2 separate regions of the Homo sapiens genome follow, and region 2 is linked to region 1. A link is a contact called in ENCODE Hi-C data. All regions are on one chromosome and are shown on one strand. Each heading gives the region's core, a stretch centred on a gene start or an enhancer-like site at or near the end of the contact. The rest is flanking DNA. Distances are from core to core; before and after follow the strand shown.

Evidence for each region. Hi-C counts contacts between places; a loop is a spot of excess contacts on that map. Pooled maps may share reads with other maps.
Region 2: a loop to region 1 is called in a pooled map, with 3 times the contacts of the local background. The contact joins two enhancer-like sites. A Hi-C loop is called at or near these places in 1 of 168 maps with a recorded cell type or tissue (tibial artery), 1 of 37 single-sample maps with no recorded cell type and 7 of 50 pooled maps.

The regions. Positions count from the first base shown.
Region 1 is chr1:100,450,215-100,456,415 of GRCh38, reverse strand. CDC14A (cell division cycle 14A) reads right to left here. Exons shown (of 16, transcript NM_003672.4): 8 at 924-1,011. Among named protein-coding and RNA genes, the nearest start is that of GPR88, 85 kb to the left of the region's middle. Within about 2 kb of position 3,600, at least 4 of the 41 ENCODE cell types and tissues checked have a DNase peak (open chromatin) inside an H3K27ac peak, as active enhancers do.
Region 2 is chr1:101,310,498-101,316,578 of GRCh38, reverse strand. No RefSeq gene overlaps it. Among named protein-coding and RNA genes, the nearest start is that of LINC01307, 10 kb to the left of the region's middle. RefSeq lists an enhancer at 4,222-4,301. Within about 2 kb of position 4,223, at least 4 of the 41 ENCODE cell types and tissues checked have a DNase peak (open chromatin) inside an H3K27ac peak, as active enhancers do.

The sequences.
Region 1 (6,201 bases), core at 2,351-4,850:
GGATATTTTTTCAATTTTATGTACTTCTCTTGTAAATTATTCTTGAACCTCTGTTGTCTATCATTACTTGTTTTCTAGGGAATATTAGTAGATAGAAAAAATTAGTAAGTACAAAATAAGTCTTAATGGGAAAACTTGCATAGCTGATCATGTTTCATTCAAAAGGTTTATTTTTAGTTTTGTTTTTATTTTTTTCCTAAATATGTATGCCCATGGCAATAAATTATGCTGCAAATAAGTAGTTTAACCACTGTCAGCTAGAAAATTGTACCTAGTTGTCACAATGGAACTAAGTGTATCAGTGTAGTGGCAATGTTTAGGAGCCCTCCTCTGGTTTGGAGTACCAGTTCTGCCTATTACTTTGTGACCTTGGGCAAATTCTCTACTAATAAGGCTCAATTTACTCCTCCCTAAAATGCAGATAACAATATCTGTATCTCATAGAGTTGTGTTGAGTGTTAAAAGAGATAAATGCTGTGATCTGTGTAACTAGCACCTAAGTATTCAGTAAATGACAGATTGTCTTCATCATCATTATTCAACATGGTGTTACCCAAAGAACATCTTGATGTGTAGCACTCTACCAACAAATAAATCTGAGAACCACTGAAAGAATACAGCAATCTGCTTATGAGTTTGACCAGTTTGTTTCTCAGATTCTTCTCTAATAATTGGGGGTCAGGTAAAGTGAACATCCTATTTATGGCAAGCTAAAAATTTGTTAAGTTCTAAAACAGTGATTATAGCTCCACCTACTGGAAATACAATATTTAACACACTATTACTACTGTTCAATTTTTTAAATTATGAATAAATATTCTTTGGAGAATATTACCAAAGAAAATAATTATCTGAGGAAGTTAAGAAACTTAGAAAGATAAATCAAAATAAATGTTTGGATGGTAAAGGAAAAAAAAACCTACCATTCTCAATTTTGCTTTTAGGATGTGGTCCACTAAATGCTAAAAATTTTCCTGGAACAATCCAGTTGAAGTCACCATTTTCAACTCGCTGGCAGAATTTTGTAAGAAAAGAGAAGAAAAATATTTTATAATTCTTATACAATTTAGGAAACCCTTACAAATAAAACTGCTTTTCACTCTTAGTACTAATTAGACATACATGTAGACAAACATAGCTTAAAATAAAAACATGCACCTGATTCTCAAAATGCTATTTAGGAATTCAATCCGCTTTAGAAAAACTTGTGTCTAGACTGTATGAAATGTTTAGAAACTTTTATTTACGGCAGAGGTATTTTGCATAAAATGTTTGTTTCCTGGCCACTGCAAAGAAATGAAATGGAAACAAACATTGCTTGTCTTGGCGATAAATAAGAGAAAATGGGAAATATGAAAACTTTCCATGAATGTAGTAAACATATTTTAAACAATGAAAAAACATCTGTAAATATCAAGCTCCTGATGAATACACTTCCAATTTTTTTTCTCTTTTTATAGGGCTGTTATCTCTTGTCAATGCTGATTTTTAGAGGGGGAAATGGCAAAAGGCAGGAGCGAGTGATATTGGCGCATCCATTCCACAAACCAGAGTCAGCCAAGCTGTACTCTGGAGGATAACAAGATTCAAGCAAGGGACATACATAGAGTCAGGTGCTCCTCCACTCCAGCTAATGAGACACCTTGTAGGAAAGCCAACTGAACACAGCTGATCTTCCAACTGAATTTTCATGTGAAAACTCTCTTTTTAAAATGTTGACTTTTTAAATTAGGTTTTTAACTCCTGTGAAACCAAATAAAACATGCCCATTGGCTGACTTTGAGCACCAGTTATCAGCCTCTAGTCTAAACACGCTAAGAGATCCTCAGAAAAGGCTTAAGAAGACCAAGAAAGTAGCCAAGCACATTCCCATGGCTCCATCATCTCCCCCATTTTCTTCCCTTCCCCATGTGCCTCCGAACCATGGGACACTGGGGCACGAGTAAGGTTACCCCAAATTTTGCAGTCATTAGAAGGCATTTGTGCAATGCATCACAAAATATATATATCACCTCTTCACTTACGCTGTCTTTACCACCACCACCCCCTCCCCACCTACCCCTACCCTTGCCCTCCTTGTCTCCATCCTCAGGGCAGGGAAGCAATGTTGTTCTCTTCACTGGGCCATCCGTTACCATCCATATAAAAAGCTTTCTCCCCCCATTATATGGCAAGGACCTCAACAGTAGAAAACTGACCCAATATAGACTCTGTACTCTACCATAAGAACACAATAAATATTTGTTAAACAAATTGGAATATGGCCATCAAAAAAAAACTGGAGCCATTACTTTAATTACTTATATTACCCATTATCATTTCCATGAAAATCAAAACTTGGCTATAAAATATAATTGTCATTTTTTAATGCAGATTTTTTTCCCAGTTATAAAAAGTTATATGTGAAACTGTGCATACCATCTTATAAACATCTGAACTGCATTTAATCTAGTTGTAATAAACATAATATCTCCAGCTGGGCGTGGCGGCTCGCGCCTGTAATCCCAGCACTTTGGGAGGCCAATGCAGGTGAATCACCTGAGCTCAGGAGTGCAAGACCACCCAGGGCAACATGGTGAAACCCCGTCTCTACTAAAAATACAAAAAAATTAACCAGGTGTGGTGGTGTGTGCCTGTAGTCCCAGCTACTTGGGAGGCTGAGGCAGGAGAACTGCTTGAGCCCCAGCGATGAAGGTTGCAGTGAGCCGAGTTTGCACCATTGCACTCCAGCTTGGGCCACAGAGTGAGACTCTGTCTCAAAGGAAATAAAAAAAATATCCAAAATGCCCTAAGTAAAATCTAAGAAACCCTGAGTGTTATGATTGCACATGTGAAATTAAACCTCAAGCATAGCTTCTATTTATAACAACTTAAATAAAGAATCTAATTATGGCAATTAAAATTTGCTTGTTTAAATAAAAGTCTCAAATTAATTATCCAATATCTCTCAAGTAATTATTAAGCTTAACACAGTATTTGAAAATCCAAGAATAAAGGTATGCACTAATCATCAAGAGACTAAAACCAATTCTTTATGAACAATAAAAGAAAACAGGTTTCTACGGTCACTATTTCTGTATCCTTGACCACCAAGTAGGTTAGATAAATACGCTCTGCAATATCTGCTTATTTGGATTACAGAAATCCATTTGGTTAAATAGCAACCTTTTATAATTAATCATATGGAGAGAGGCAAGGGGATCCCTAAGATACATTCATTCACAGAACCAAAAGAATATGTTTGCAAATCCTCCTACCCAAAAAGATAAATAGTAGATAATATTGGGTTATATTCAGCAGCCAGGATAAGGCTGATGGAATAAACAAAAAGATTTAGGTCTTAGACCTAAATCTGAGAAAAAATTAATAAGGAAGTTACAGCTTTTAACTGACCTAATATAATATACGCTTACTTTGGTAGTCTTCCAAAGTTAATATTTGTGCCTTTATTCATAGTGAATTATACAAATGTCAATGTTTATCAATAATAAAATACTTTATATGACCCAAGTTGGTTTTTCTAATTAAACACACACATACACTTCAAAGAAATCTAGATCAGACAGGAACTTAAGGTACTTTCCAACCCTACCACATTTTGTAAACAAATACCTAAGCAAGGATGAGGCAAGAGTATGATATTACCACTTCTGATCTAAAGCCTACTACCTACCAAATACTATGCAAAAAAAACTATAGATGTTCTTCACTGTAAGAAAAATCCAAAATAAAAAAATCTGAATTCCTGAAAGTGATACATTTAGGTGTTGTTATTCACTGTGCTATAGGATTCTCCAATCTACAAAAGATTCACAGCTTTCTTTTGAATAACTCACTCTCCTGGTGCACTCAAAATATAATTTGACTAAAAAACATGAATTTTTACAATTCCTTTTTTTTATCTGGAGATGGAGTTGCATTCTGTTGCCCAGGCTGGAGTGCAACGGTGCGATCTCAGCTCACTGCAACCTCTGCCTCCGGGTTCAAGCAATTCTCCTGCTTTAGCCTCCCAAGTAGCTGGGATTACAGGCACACACCACCAGGCCCGACTAATTTTTTTGTATTTTTAGTAGAGACCGGGTTTCACCATGTTGGCCAGGCTGGTCTCGAACTCCTGACCTCATGATCCACCCACCTCAGCCTCCCAAAGTGCTGGGATTACAGGCATGAGCCACTGCACCCGGCCAATTTTTATGATTTCTAAGAAATGCATTTGTGACTCTATAGTAATGGTCACAAATACATTTTTCTGTCCAAACACTGAAAACTATTTGACCTTTTTACTACTGTAACAAACCTACAATAAGATAGAAAAGATAGTCTTTGAGGTTGACGATTACAAGGTTGATTTCCTATATCAACAGATGTGTTTTCTAGGAAAACATGCAGAAACAGTTTTGAAGCGCAATTCAACATTCATTTAGACATTTGCTGAGCCTTTATTATATATCAAGGACTGTAACTTGGTGTCAAACATAAAATAATAAAAAGCATTCTCTATGCTTTTACAGAGTCCAAAGGCAGGTGGGAATGACAAATAACAGTAACAAAAATGGCAGCAAATATGTGGATACCACTGACTCTGTGTTAAACACTAGTGTATTCTATACAACTTACTTCTCATAGCAACCCTATGAGGTAGATGTTATTTTCATCTTCGTTTTATCCATTAAAGAAAAAGTCACATTACACTTTGAACATGCGATACTAAAAGTATGTAAGAGGAATGACAGTGACACAAAGACTATTTTGAAATTTAATAAGGTAGAACCACAGTGGCATTTTAAAATTCATTTAAAAAGTGCCTTCTTTATATTTCCCTAACTTCTAAAACAACAAAACAGTGTTGACAGTATAGTTGTATTACATAAATGCAAATATGCTGTAAGGACAGGCACTTTATGAGCTTAAAGCAAAGTAAATATTTGAATTATTTGGTTTAAGTTGACATGCCATCTGGCTTTAAATAATAATCAAACTCTAGATTATTAATTTAGACTTGCTTTTGAGGGAGACGGTGTGGTGGAGCAAAAGAGGAGTGTCCCATGTGGATGACTGCTTCACCTCTGCTAGCATCAGCTACAGCAGGGAGACAGTGGGGTTGGAAAACATGTGGAGGCCCATTCCAAAAGTCCAGATCAGTGAACACCTCTGCTGGTACAACAGCAGGGTGCAAAAATCCAGTGCACATTTGCAGATGCCACTCCAATGTTCAAGACGCAAAGATGATTTGGAGTCAGCAGCACAAACATAGTTGTTGAAACTTGGAACTGGATGCACTTAATCATACAAAGTGTGTATAACCAGAAATCATGAGGTCCTCAAGAACCCCAGCAAATCAGGGTGGGCAAAGGAAGAGAAAGGATTTGAGAGGGAGGCTGAGAAAGATGGCTAGCCATGGAGGGAGGAGAAATCCAAAAGACAGCACATTATAAATCAGGGAAGGAATGCGAATTAGAGAGCGACCATAGAATAAACCAAGTAGGAAGAAGAACAAGCATGGCCACTTGGTTTTACGAACGCTTGTGTTAGCAGGAACAGTTTCAGTAGAGGCCAGACCATAATTAGAGTCGAGACTGCTCTCTTAAGAAGTTTGGAGATTAAAGAAGGAAAAGATACCAAACAATCATTAAAGAGGAAGAAAAAAAAGCCATGGGGAATTGTTTAGGTCAGGGTAAGTCTCAAAACATTTTATAGACTTAACCAACGTGAGCTTTGAACCAGCAATGGGTGTAACAGATACGGAAACACTGGGTCCCCTCACTTTTGCAGTTGCGGTGGCCAGGAAGTAATTTTGCTTCCTTAAACTTGAGGCTTTGGAGTGGTGTAATGAACACTACCAGACAGCTCCAGGAGAATGCTTCTTCTAATAGTTCTTCCAATATTCAAATTGCCACAGGAGGCGTACTTCCATAACTGCTCCAGGTGGTGAGGACATGCCCACATACTTGCATTCTGAGGACTGCTTGACCCCAGTCCTATGGCAGTCCCATTATTTCCAGTTCCATAATCCACCAACATGTAAAGAAGGCAGACCAAGCAGCATCCAGATTACATTTTAGTTTGCTGTACAAATTCTAATCCAAACAAAGTCTTGAAGCATCATAACTTCAGTGTTCAACAATATTGACTCCTGCTCTTGACCCAATGTGACTTGCTGAGAGACAGGAGGCCTAACAAACTTTACTATTTCTCAAGGTA
Region 2 (6,081 bases), core at 2,974-5,473, 860 kb before region 1:
CTTCAGCCTAACAGCTATTATTCCTCCTTCTATGTGACTTGCATGGCAAACAATGGAAAGAACTCGGAGACAAAGAGCCACGACTGGTGAAGACAATAAAATCGCGGTATACATTGCTCGGGCAGTCTACCAGGCTAGTCACTGCCTCGCACATTTCTTCCACATGCTGCTGTCCATCATACAGGTGGCTTTTAAGAAGTGGGGGAAAAAAGCCATCAGTTGTCATAGAAACAGTAGCAATTTGTGCCACCTTTGTGCAAGCAGATAGGAGAGGCTTGCTGCTGCTGTTTGGCTATTGTCCAAGGACCCAGATTGAGAAACATCAACCGGCTTAAAAGGGAGCCCCTGAATTTCTGCCAAGCAAGCAAATCTGCACCCTTCAAGTGGGCTATCACATATTTGCTTAGGATTGAGGGTTAATTAAAATACAAGCCTCGATGTGGGAATGCTTTGAGAAAGACTCAACCCCCAATTCCCCTCTCCAAGGGCCACTGAAGCAACGGTAACCTTTTTACACCAGCGTCATCCTACGGGGAACAGCAGGGGTGACTCTGCTGTTAGAATTGTTAGAATATATAGCAGGTGTAACAACAACAGAGGTGTGGACCTCAGCCTGATGGGATCTGTTCTCATCAGGAGAAGCTATAATCATCTCTAAGAAATCATAATTAAATTGGTGATGAAGGCTAGCATTGGGAAAGGAACAGTTCCCAAGGGTGAGGCTGAACGGCCAAGGATCACGCTGATAGAGCCCAAGGCCGGGTGGCCATGGCTTTCTCTTAACTGATGGCCTCTTTGCGTCTGTTGCAGAATGGTTTCCCCATAAATCAGTAACCCCATCCTTCCACAGTAGGCTCTAAATGGCTGGCAATCCCTGGTGGCTCACCCAATACTGAACGCATCTGCCTGAGAGATGGGACAGAGTGGCCTTAACTATATTAACCTCATGTAAAAATTCAGGTCTGTTTGACTCATGGAGAAGAGATATGTTAGCAGACCTTCTGGGAGTCTCTCTCCTGCTCTTTATGCTTTGTCAGTACTGAAGGAAGCTGAGAGTATCCAAGGTTTGTACATACAGATCAGTGAGCCGGGAGTGGAGACTTAGCGGTTTGGTGTTAAAGCCATGGGTGACACGAGCTGGGCGGCCGGTCTGTCACCAGGCAGAAAGTCAAATCCAAATGAAGGGTAGAAGAAACTAGAGACCTGAGGGAGTGAGGTTGGGAATCACATGGAAACAGTAGGAGGCAGGGGGGCAGCCATTCGCAGGGCAAAGTTTCCAGAGGCTACAAAACAACACAACCTCACACCAGGCAAGTGGGTTGGTTTGAGGCTCGATTCTGAGCCATGGTCCAAATTCATTCAGAAGCTTTTCGCATGCTCCTGCTGGGACGAGAACAAATTGCACACCAGATCAGTCGGATTTGGCTTAGCCGCATGAGACAGAGAGTCAAAAAGAGCCCTATCTTCTTGAATTCTAGGTGTTTGGTAAGAAATAAAATATTAAAATAAGTTAAAAAGAGCCCTGACAAAAGCCAGAAATTGGCAGACCTGGGCTGCTATGGGAGTTTTGCCATAGTTGGGGACCCAGGCTCCTTTCAGCTTTCCTTTCCACTTTTAGGCTGAGGGCCTCAGCCTCAGGGTCCACAGTGGCTGTTATTTCCACAGCAGTCACAACCACATTCCAAACAGCAGGAAAGAGGGAAAAAGGCACACTCTTCCCTTTCTACAAAGGTTTGCCAGAAGTACCAGCCAACACTTCCGTGTAAAACTCACTGGCTGGAATCTAATTATATGGCCATACCTAGCTGCAAGGTGTATGGAAAACACAGTCTTTAGGCTGGATTCATTGCTACTTTGAATAAATTACTGCTGCTAAGTAAAAGAGGAAAGAGATATTTATAGGTAACTAAACGTCTCTGACAATCAAGGTATTTCTTCTAGCACTTCTGATGAGCCTCTGAGAATAGCTCAGTCATAGTCACACATTCTACAGCAAGAAGGTCTTTGCACAGTCCACAGAACAAAGCACCCTCTCCCTGAGCTGTGGAGGACAGTGCTGGAATCATGGATCCAATGGGAGGAAAGAAGTTTCAGAAAATCCCATCTATCAGAAGAGGCTCTGGAAGGTAAAGCCCCAGCAGTGAGTCATCACCACCCAGGGACTGAGTCAGTGTCAGAGCAGCTCCTGGCTTGAACCACTCTGGGTCATGCTAAAGGAGGGTCAAGCTTGGCTCCTTTAATAGCTGAGGAAACCAAGGTCATAATCATAACTTTACAAGCAATGGAATCCTTTCGCTGAATGAGTATTCACTCTCCGCAAACACTGTTCTAGGTGCTGTAGACTCAAACACTGAGAAGCATCCCTTCCTCTGAAGATGACTCCTGTATTGCAGGTGAAAGAATAGGTCAATTACAGGTTAAAAGATGGCGTGATAGTAGATGTTGCTTGTGTAGTATGGTAGAATCATCTAAATCATATAGGAAGCAAAAGAAGACTTCTCTTAAGCCGAAATCCTGCTGGGTTTTGAAAGACAAGTTGTTGAAATAACACATAAACAGGTATAAACATAAACCATGATATGTTCAAGGGGAATACTGGTGGTTCACTCTAGGTGGAACATGTGGTAAAAGTGGACAGCTAGAGATTCAATCTTGAAAAATGATAACAGCTAACAGCCTATGATGTGTCAAATTCTGTTCTAAGTGTTTTAGGTATATCAACTCATTTAATTCTCTTGACTACCTTAAGAGTAAATAGCACCATTTTATAGGTAAGGAAACTGAGTCCCAAGAGCAAGTTCACACAGCTAGTATATGACAGAACTCGGAGACAAAGAGCCACGACTGGTGAAGACAATAAAATCGCGGTATACGTTGCTTGGGCGTTCTACCAGGCTAGTCCCTGCCTAGCACATTTCTTCCACATGCTGCTGTCCACCATACAGGCGGCTTTTATGAAATGGGGGAAAAAAGCCATCAGTTGTCATAGAAACAATAGCAATTTGTGCCACCTGTGTGCAAGCAGATAGGAGAGGCTTGCTGCTGCTGTTTGGCTATTGTCCAAGGACCCAGATTGAGAAACATCAACTGGCTTAAAAGGGAGCCCCTGAATTTGAATGTAGGCAGTCTGAACCTAGGATCTGTGCTCTTAGCCACTACACAAAACTGTATCATACTACAATCTGGTAAAGGATGATTATAACTTGGAATTTGAACTTTCTTTGAAAGGGAATGAGGAACCTTTGAAGGGTTTTAAACTGAATGGTGCTAGGGACAAATTGGTGTTCTGAATCTTTTCTAAAGAAAGTGTCTCTAAGCAAGGTGCAGTGGCTCACACCTGTAATCCCAACATTTTGGAAGGCCAAGGTAAGAGGATCACTTGAGCCCTTGAAGTTCAAGACCAGTCTGGGCAAAATAGAGAAACCCTGTCTCTCCAAAAAAATAAAAAATTAGCTGGGCATGTTGGCACATACCTGTAGTCCTAGCTAATTGGGCGATTGAGGTGGGAAGATCTCTTGAGCCCAGGAGTTTGAGGTTGCAGCGAGCTATGATCTCACCACTGCACTCCAGCCTGAGCAACAGAGCAAGACCCTGTCTCAAGGAAGTCTCTCTGAAGGTGTGTGAAAGTCAGAAGGGGTGAGACTGAAGTGATGAGCCAAACTAGGACAGCTGGGACCTGAAGGCACGCAGACCTGTTTGGGTGAAGTCAGTACTAGGAAGAAGTCCCTGGGAGTACTGACATCATGAAGTCCAGTTGCATCCAACAGGGTAGACGGGCAGCTGGAGCACTGCCTCAGAGAGCCAAGTAATTGTATCAGAAGAACCCAGAAATAGACACCCAGCACAGCGTCCAGCATTTAGGAGCAAGACTCTGGTCCCAGGATAACTGGGCACAAGGAAGGCGAGAGAAGGTGATCAAAAAATGCCAGAAGGTGAGGGCAGGTGCTGTGGCTCATGCCTGTAATCCCAGCATTTTGGGAGGCTAAGGCAGGAGGATCCCTTGAGCCCAGGAGTTTGAAGCTACAGTGAGCCATGATCCCTGTACAGGGAAAGGGTTCAGGAGCTCAGGCCCTGTAGGTAACAAGACTAGGACTCAGTTACCAGAACAGCAGTATAAGCAGAGCTTAGACACAAAGAATCGGGCAAGAACCTAGTTCCTAGAACCTACTCTTAGAGTTACTACAAAGTGAAAGGGAAACCATCACAGGCGAACTCCATGAAGTAACATCAAAGCTCCCAGCTTAAAGATCCCACTGTCCTAATGTTCTGGACAAGAATTTCAGGTCAGGCTGAAAAATTGGTTCAGGAGGAGGCTCAGGGGCCTTGCCCAGGCTGCTGGAGGAAGCAGCCAAGTAGCGTGTCCCTGAATTTCTGGCCCAGTCCTAGCCCTAAGCCAACCCAACCCCCCGAACCCAGAAGTTTTCACCACAGGGCATGGGACACTAGAAACACAATGACTTAAATAGATGCTAAAAGGAATCTGGGTGAAACCACTGGAAACATTCAAATGACCGAGCCCAAGAATCTTGTATTTAATCAGGGTTCTCCAGAGGAATAGAACCAATAGGATATATACAAGGGCAGGGAAAGACCAACGTCCTTGCTCAAGCAACCAGGCAGGAAGCAAAAGGTGGCAAACTCCTTCCCCTACCTTTGTTCTACTCAGGTACTGAACAGATTATTGGATGATTCCCACCTACATTGGTAAGTATGGACCTTCTTTACTTGGTCTTCTGATTCAAATGGTAATTGCACCCTCATTGACTGTTGCAGAAATAAATTACAAATACATATAGGAAAAAGGACTTCAAAAGGCTGCGGTATCAAAGTGGCAGTTAAAGAGAAGGCAATACTCAGAGTTGCAGGTGGAGCAGCGGAAACTATGTTTATCAGCTTTACCCAGCCATCCCTCAGCCCAGTCAAGTTGACACATACAATTAACCATCTCAGAACTTGTGACCAACAAATGGATTTTGGATGCTGTCATGCCAAGTAGGCTTTCTTATCCCTAGTCTTTCAAGCGAAGTTTCATCTGGCTTTTCTCAGTAGGACCATCAAGTCCACAGAAGCCACGTCTTCCCCACTTTGACATGAGCAAGGAGATCCCAGGCATATAGCCTATAAAGGGGGTCAGACAGGGAAAGAAGCTGGAAGTGGACCAGCCAGAGTATCCCACTGGGATTTTGACAGCTGGAAGGCATGACAGAGATCTACTGTGAGCTGCACAGTGCAAGCCATCTGGATCTTGAGCAAGCAGCACAATCTTCTGACTCCCAAGAGGAGTCTAACCTCTGGGTGGTTAGTGAGGGGGAAGGTCCCTACCCAGAAAAGGTGTTGAAAAGGTGTTGCCATGTGAGAAGGATCAAGATGCAAAAGGAAGTTGGCACAGTGGAAAGAGCACAAGCCTTGGGATTGTTTATTTATTTAGGAAATATTTCTTGAGCTCCTAATACGTGTCACACTCTTCTGGGGATGCAGCAGCAAGCATTGACTTCTTGGCATGAAGTGGAAGGGAAATACCTTTACCTTCAATTTGTGGAAATGAAAACAAAATGAGGGTAGGAAGACATGGTTCCCTGTTATCCAGAAACTGACAGAGAAGCTTCAGAATTTTAGACCATTGTGAGGGAGGGCAAAAACCATAAAACAAATAAACTATACAACAACAAAAAAACTAGATTGTATCACAGTGACAAATCAAGAACAGCTGTGGAGTATCCCTTGCATTTTCTCTATTTTCTTTCTTATTATTCTAAAGTCAAGATAACAACTCTGCAGTTACAAACCATCATTTAAATGTGTATACACTACACACTGGAGACAACCTGGCCCTGAGGAGCAAAACATCATGTGTGTTCATTGCCTTGAATCTGTCACCACAAAACCAAAACCCGTGCTCTCAACGATTTCACTCTTCCTTTTCCTGTCTCTCCTGCACAGTGAAGCCTTTTCCATTTGAATTTCTTGTTTAGAATAAATATATGAGCATCCCAGTGTAAACTGAGAACAGATGTCCCTTGTATATTCTTAAAATTATAAAACATGTCTCTCCTACACCTATAGGCATTTGTTTCCTAGTAC